2 separate regions of the Homo sapiens genome follow, and region 1 is linked to region 2. A link is a contact called in ENCODE Hi-C or POLR2A ChIA-PET data. All regions are on one chromosome and are shown on one strand. The core of a region is the stretch at or near the end of the contact, and the rest is flanking DNA. Distances in the headings are between cores, read along the strand shown.

Region 1 (3,968 bases), core at 122-2,621, 260 kb before region 2:
ACCACCCCCCAGGAAGGTGATGGGGAGGACAGACAGGTTTATCTTACAGTTACCTCATGCCTCCCAGGGGTCCTGGGGGCTCACTTGGGCCAGCTTGGTAAGAGTCCTGTGTCTCTTGGCAGTGTTTGGTGGGACAGCAGCCATCCCCTGAGATCCCAGAGACCTGTCTAGCATGGCCAGTGTTGGAAGGAGTGAGACCCGGCGAGGTGATGCTGCTCCTTCCCTCCCAGGTCCCCGTTCTGCCAAGCCCCTGGCCGAGTGCTGCCGCAGCTGGCCACTGCCAGGAAAAGGAGGGCTGTGAGCCTGCCATGGGGGTGAGCGGGCTCTGCCTGATGGCACACTCGGGCTCCCTGCCAGCCCAGGTTACCTTTGGTGGCCTCATTACATTCAGTCTCAGGGAGATGGAGGGGTGAGCGGAGCAGGATGCAGGGAACAGGCTTTACTGGATGCTGACCCCCCCATTTTTTCTTATCACGGGGTGGAATCCTCTTAAGACTTAGGAAAACACTGATTCACAGGAAGCCAGCAGACCCGGGTTCAAGTCCTGCTTCTGAATTGAGCTCAGGGCCACCTTGGTTTTCAGAGCTTACTTTCTGCATTGCAAGGAAGTTGAACTAAATGGTCTCCATGTTCTTTTCCAGTCCTAAACATCTGACTCTGTGAACTGCCACCTGTCAGGAGCCCCAGCCAAACAGGAAGCAAGTGGATCACAATGGCAGGGGGCCCGGGAAGGGAAGGTGCAAGTGAGTCTTTGCAAAGCACCTTCCCATGGGCTGAGCCACGGCTGCTTCCCTGGGGCCCCTCCTGCCTGGCTCCCACCACTCACGAGCCGGTCAGGCAGACGGCCTCTAGTGGGGACTGCAGCTGGCGGGGCACGGGGGAGATGTGCAGAAGTGGAAAGGAAGGGTTGCAGTCCCTGCGGAGGCCTTTAGTGCTCCCCCTTCTGCTGAGCCCCAACTAGAACTCCAGCCCCAAGGGACACCCGCCTCGGCCGCTGGGGCCCTGGCTTCAAAGTGCATGTGAGACACAGGAAGTAGAGAGGAAAGGCAGGGACAAGTACAGAGGGAGAAGAGGGGTGGGGAGCGGGTGGCGGAGCAGCCAGGAGGATGGAGAGGGAGCTGAGAGGCAGCACACAGAAAAGTGGGGGCAGGCAGCGTGGCTCAGGCAGGGGAGTAATAATAGAGGAACAAAGCAGTCAGGACCAGACACAGAAAGGAACTGATCTTTCCATGGCCCGGCCCGGGCCTTCACAGCTTGGCCGCCTCGTCTCCAGCCCCCTCCCCCGCGCTGCTACACTTGGGCTTTCCTGGCTTCTCACTGTTCCTGGAACGTGCCAAGCGCCTTCCTGATGCGGGGCCTCGTACATGCTGTTCTCTGCCTGCGCGCCTCCCCTCCCCTTCTCCGCGCCCCACGCTGCTGCCTGGCCTGGTTAACTCTTACTCTTCACATCCTAGTCCGCTGGACTTCTTCAGGGAGCCCTCCCCAGTCCCCAGTGGAGCCAGTTTTACCCACTCCTTAACTCTCAGACAGAGCTGCTACATAACCTGCAGGGTCAAATGCAAAATGAAAACGTGGGGCCCCTGGCTCAAAAACTATGAAGAATGTCCAGATGGCGACAGCAGAGCCTGAAACCCCGCGGCCCCTGTGACTGTTCAGGTTGCATGCTCATGAAGTCAGCCCTGCTCTCGGGACCTCCTGGACTCCTGTGTCCTCCATCCCTTCGTTTCCAGTTTACTCGTGCAATTATTTAACGTTGGTTTATTCCTAGGAGTCCAGGGTCTCCCCAAGAGCAGGGCCTGCGTGGGGTTTACACACAGCTGTCTTCCCAGCTCCTAGCACGGCTCTGGCACGGAGATGCTCAGTAAATATTCGAGAATGAATGCAAAAAGGGATGGAGAGGAGAAGAGTGGGAGAAGGAGGGGAGGATGGAAAGAGTGGGCTGGACAGAGAGGGACAGGAGAGAACCAGAGGGAAAGTCGGTGGGAGACTGTGGACTGTAAGCTGGGGGGCAGGCAGCCGGCTGGGTGGCGGGGGGGACTGGTGATACTCACAGCTGGTCGAAGGGCTGTCGGTGCCATCCAGTTCCGCCCTGGGGAAGCCGCGCCCTGCACGGGCCGTGAGCAGCGCCGACTTGATGGCCCTCTCGTGGGCCGTGAGCACGATGGTGGGGGCCCGGCCCCCGGCCCCAGGGCCCGACAGGGACTGCTGCATGAAGGCCAGCTTGTCCTTGGTCCTCCGTTTCATGTCATCCCATCTGTGCTTAATGTCCTTGACGGAGCGGGGCACCTGGCTGACGGAGGTGATTTTCCGGGCTATGCCTTCCCAAATCTTGTCCCTGTCAGCATGGGACAGCCGCATGGTCTCCCTCCCAAAGAGCACTGCTTCATGGTGGGTCACCTCTGTGACAAGAATGTCCAGCTCCTCCTTGGAGAACTTGGGCTTCCTCTTACGCTCAGCCAGGTGTGCCACATTCCTTGGGTTGAATATCCCACAAAGCACAATTGGGTAAATGACCGTCAATGCAGGTGGTTCTCCTTCCTAATTGCTGGCCCCCAGCTGGGGAGCCAGGAGGCACCTGGGGCAACCTGGCCCCCACCACACCCTCCTCCTACTGAGAGGTCCCTTCCACTACTCCTCGGAGGGGAGGGTGGAAAGAAGAGACGGCGTTACATGGGAGGGAGCACTGAACTCAGAGTCGAAGGCCTTGGTTTCAGGGCCTGCTTTAGCTCTTACTAGCGGTGAGAGCTAGGGCAGTTCATGTTCAACCTTTCACACCTTATTCTCCCTGTCCAGAATAACAACCACAACTCTTCGGGTTTATTACTAAGGAGGGAAACACATCATGATGTAAGGGGCTTAAAATCTCTTAAAGATAGCAGTAAAGGATCTTATTGAAATTAGGATTAGCCCATTGCCTCTATAAAGCGATATTTACCTACAGCCCTACAGCTGAATGAATGGCTCGGAAGAATACGTAACCAGGGAAACTATTTACACTGGCTACCGTTGGGTGTAGCAGTGACAATGCCATGATTAGGGTGTGGCCACAGAAAGCTTATTCTGCCTAGTGGCTCTCTTCCCCTTCCCCGTCCCGGTCAGTTCTCCAAGCCCCCACCTTTGCATATGTGCAGGCAAACAGGTTTCCTTCCCATGGGAGTGCTTTCTTCGGGGGTGGGCTGCTGTGACTTTTTGGTAGAATTTGAGAAGCCCACGACTGTCCTGAGGGAGTCAAGTTCCACTTTGGTGGACACCAGGGGGACCTGGGATTCCCTCTCAACTGAGCAGCCAGAGGCCCTGGGCAAGGGGCACAGCATGGCCCTTCCATCCCACTTGGCTCCTGCTCTGGCTTTGGAACTTGATTTCTCCACATCGTGGCTCTGTCACCCTTTTAACTAGTGATAAAAGGTGAAAAAATCCACCCAAGAGAGGACATGAGGGTATGGAGGAAAGCTCAGAGCGCATTCACTCCTTGGTTTCCTTCTGAAACCAAGAGGGGAAGGCCGGCGGCACCAACATCCTTCAGCCCTCACCTTCCTACTCAAGCACCCAAAACACCAGGGCCCAGAAGATGGGAAGAAGGCTGGGGGCCTCATTACCCAGTCCAAGATGGTGGCAGGAATATGGGACTAGACCTGGAACTAGAGACTGAGTCTCCTTGGGCCAAGCCATGGGACTCGTGTGAACCCAGTCTCCTTCTCCATAAAACTAGGGTGACAATTCTAGTGTCACTGTCCAGGGCTATCAGGAGGACTTAATGTGGGTGTCTCAATCTTGCCACTATTGGCAGTTGGGGCTAGAAAATTTTTCGTTGGGGGGAAGGGGTGTCCTGTGTAATGCAGGATTTTATCAACATCCTTGGCTTCTATCTGATAGCATCCAACCATCAAACATGTCTCCAGGCCTTGCCAAATGCCCCCAGGGGCACAAAATAGTGCTCGGTTGAGAACCACCACAGACAGATCACCTAG
Region 2 (3,445 bases), core at 659-3,158:
AGGGTTACACCAAGCAGAGCACTGGCAGGTGTCCCCAAGTCTGGGAGGACATTGCACATGAATGACGCTGGGGGCCCTCCCTTCAGCAATCCAGAGCCCTGAGTGCCAGAAAGGCAGAAGAGGGAGTGACAAATGAATTCATCAACCCAGCTTGGCCCAGCTCTGTAAAGGCAGTGAGGTGAGACTGAGTTGTTGCAGAAATTACTATAGAGCCTTGAGTCAGATGGCTCCACCCAACACACCTTAAAAATAATCCTCATCTAGAGTCACATACTTTGATTGATTGATTGATTCATTCATTATTGGCTATCACTGTCTAGGTGTTTGGCTGGGGGCAGTGTCAGTGGCACTGGGGCATCAGAGTTTATCTACCTTAGTAATCAGGACAGTTTATATTCACTGAGCACTTACTATGAACCAAGGACTGTTCTGTTTACTTCCTTGCCAAGGGCACAGACTCTCCTGCCCAATCCCAGCTCTGGTGAGGACAGTGGGAGCCTGCATGGCACAGAGTCCATGCACAGTAAACATGAGCAGCTCCTATTAACTCTAAATCTCTACAGCAACCATAGCCGGTTCTTACTATTGGTTGCTCTAGGTGACTTACTTTGTCCAAGGCCACACAGGCACTAAAAGGCAGAGTCAGGATTTGAACCTAGGTGATCTGGTTCCAGAGCCTGCTCTATTAACCGTTAAGGAACTGGTGCAGACAGAACCGAGACCTGGAGTCAGAATGCCCACCTAGCTAGATGCCTGAGGCAGCCACTCACCTCTTTCTGTCTTATTTACTTGTGAAATGGAGCATGTCATCAGCCTTGCCTTCCTTTTCCCGCAGCCCCCCACCCCGGTTCCTGGCCCACTGTGACCATCAGATCAGATGAAAGAGATCCAGGCATTTCTCTAAGGAGAGCACAGGGTGGTGGGGGTTGGGGTGGGAGAGAGCACATTATTTTCCCACCATAAGGGGTTGAAGGAGCCCAGAATTTGGGGGTGGGGCCTTGTCTGTAGGAGCCTGGTTCTCTCAGGTTGACACGCCACCAGAGAGCCTCCATGACCCCCAACCCTCATCCTCACCCCAGCCCCCCATAGGATGTGTAGAGACAAAAGGTTTGACAACTGTAGCGCCAACAAGCGTCCTAGAGCCCCAGATAAGATCCTAGCCTCCTGACAGCGCAACTGACAGCAGCATCTCTGAGGCTGGATTTTAGGGTGGAGTATGAAGAAGGTGGCCGTAGTGACAGTGGGGTCATGTTATTTGGCCAAGTCACACCAAGCAGGGAGAGAGAAGGGTGGGCCTAGGCTGGAAGCCTGAAGGCTGAGTGAACTCAAACTTTAACGACCATGGCCTGTAAAATGGGACTAAGCACAGCGCCCTTATGGGTTGCTGTGAAAATCAAATGAGTTAATACTTGTAACTCCTTTAGCATATGGTGTCTGGCATCAGAGAGTGCGCAGCAAACGGTGACTATTGTCGTGACTGTGTTATTACACACTTGGGTATCACCGCCAGCCAAAGCAGTCCCTTCCATTTCAGGCACCGGCCTGGGCCCGGGAGACACCGCAAGGCTATTTAAGATGGTGTGGTTTGCCCATCTACGTTGATCGTCCCAAGAAAGGGGCACCGTCTGCAGAACTTGCCAGGAAAGTCATCCTGGGCGGCGCGGGCCACGCCAGGGTCTCCCCGCGCGGCTTCCTCCCCCGGCGCCTTCTCTCGGGCGCGCGTGCGCCCCCTGCAGGCGGCCCCCGGGAGAGCCTCGCGGGGGAGCCGGGAGCCTGGTTTCCCCGCCAACCCCCATCCCGCCCGCCCCGGCGGCCACCCTGGGGGCGAGGCAGCCCGGCGCGTGGGAGGGGACGGCGCGCCATTGGCTTGTGCGCGGAACCGAGAGGAGGGACCAGCGCGGGCCGCCAGACTCGGTAAGCCCCGGCCGCGCAGGGCGCCGCGCGCAGTCCAGCCGGCCCGGCCCTGCCCTGCCCTGCCCTGTCCTGCCCTGCCCTGCCCTGCCCTGCCCTGCACTGCCCGGCCCGGCACGGGCGGCGCGATGTGAGGCGTCCGAGCCCGGAGCCTCCGCCTGGCATCAGCTCCACGTAGCCCAGCGCCGGCACGCGCGAGGCCCGTAAGTTCTGCTCCCCGCCGCCGCTTCCGAGCCGCGGACTTTCCCCTCCCGCCGCCCGCCGCCTGCGCAGCGCAACCCAGCGGGGCTCCTGCGGCCGACGGGACCGCAGAGGGGCGGCCGGGACCCCGCGCGCGCTAACCGGGCGCCCCGGGACATCTCGGCACCCGCTGAGCCCGCTGGGACCCCAGGGGGTCGCCTCCCCAGCTCCCCAAGGCGCCGTCCCGCAGCCCCTTCCGTCTCCCCTGCGCGCTCTCCCCTCGCCGCCCCTCCCTCTGACTCGGTTTCCCCTCTCCCCCGGCTCCGCGGTCGCCCTCCTCCTGGACTGCTTATTTCGTCCTCGGCCACTGCCTCTCGGGCTCGAGCTTTCTGCTTCAGAGCAGGAGAGAAACGGAGCGAAAGCAGTTTCTGTCTCCCCGGGGTCTGACTCGGTCCCCCGCGCTCGGTTCTCTGTCCCCTCCCCCTCCCGCCATTGTTCCCGGCAGGAGGAGTGCGCGGCGCAAACTTGCGAGTTCCCCCAGTCTTTGCCCCCGCAGGGCCGCGGACGGAGGTGGTGGCGGAGTTCCCGCTGCCCACAAGTCTGGCCCGACCTTCTGGGGTGGGGGCCTGGGGGCAGGGGCCCTGGGCCGGAGAACCCGGGGCCGCCTAACGGCTCGGAGCTCACCGCCGGGGGACACCGGCGCTGAGGCCTGGGTCTCAGAAAGTGGGTGAGTGTCTGGAGCGGGGACATCAGGGACAGATTGCAGGGGGAGGGGCGAGGCTGAGAGAGTCCCCCGTCCCCAGGCTGGAAAGGGGCGGGCAGAAACCCAGGCCGCGCCTTAGCCCAGTTAGGGGGTGGGTAGGGGACGCACAGGTGGAGACGCCCCCCACTCTCCCCAAAGTCGCGCGATCTGCAGGAAGGGTACAGTGTGGGGCCACTGGCCGGGCGCTGGGTGGGTTAGGGCCCCTGCCGTGGGCAGAACACTCGCACCTACCCGGGGGAGGCTGTGTGGAGGAAGGGCCAGAACGCCGCGCCCACCCCGGCGCGCCCCGCTGGGCGGGGCGGGGCGGGGCGCTCGCCTTGGGTCCCCTCGCTCTACCTTCCTTCGCCCTGACCCAGTCTCGGGCTTCCGCCTCTTCCTGGAGCCCGGGGGGAGTGGGTTTCTCCGCCGGAGAGATGGAGGCTGGGGCAAGAGCAGCGCGGAGGCCAAGAACCCCCAGGCTCCTCCAAAGCCCAGAGCGGCTGGCCAAGGCCCCCTCACCGCCCCACTACCCTGCACTTCCTGATTGGTTTCTTTCAAACAAACTTCTTGACGGGGCGGGCCTGCGGGGAGAAGTCACCGGGGCTGCCCACC

What was found. Hi-C counts contacts between places; a loop is a spot of excess contacts on that map. ChIA-PET counts read pairs that join two places held with the same protein, here RNA polymerase II (POLR2A). Pooled maps may share reads with other maps.
Region 1: a pooled map shows a loop between it and region 2 (1.9-fold over the local background). The contact joins the enhancer-like site here to the promoter of TP53I11 in region 2. A Hi-C loop is called at or near these places in 1 of 168 maps with a recorded cell type or tissue (sigmoid colon) and 1 of 50 pooled maps. POLR2A ChIA-PET finds 5 or more read pairs at or near these places in 2 of 52 experiments (A673 and BJ).

The regions. Positions count from the first base shown.
Region 1 is chr11:45,207,379-45,211,346 of GRCh38, reverse strand. All of the region lies in intron 5 of PRDM11 (PR/SET domain 11), which reads right to left. Among named protein-coding and RNA genes, the nearest start is that of PRDM11, 63 kb to the right of the region's middle. RefSeq lists enhancers at 1-451, 452-1,199, 1,200-1,947. Within about 2 kb of position 1,371, at least 24 of the 41 ENCODE cell types and tissues checked have a DNase peak (open chromatin) inside an H3K27ac peak, as active enhancers do; they include A673 and sigmoid colon, where a contact is called at or near this core.
Region 2 is chr11:44,949,346-44,952,790 of GRCh38, reverse strand. TP53I11 (tumor protein p53 inducible protein 11) reads left to right here and starts at 1,908. Exons shown (of 7, transcript NM_006034.5): 1 at 1,908-2,114. RefSeq lists silencers at 1,719-1,978, 2,009-2,138.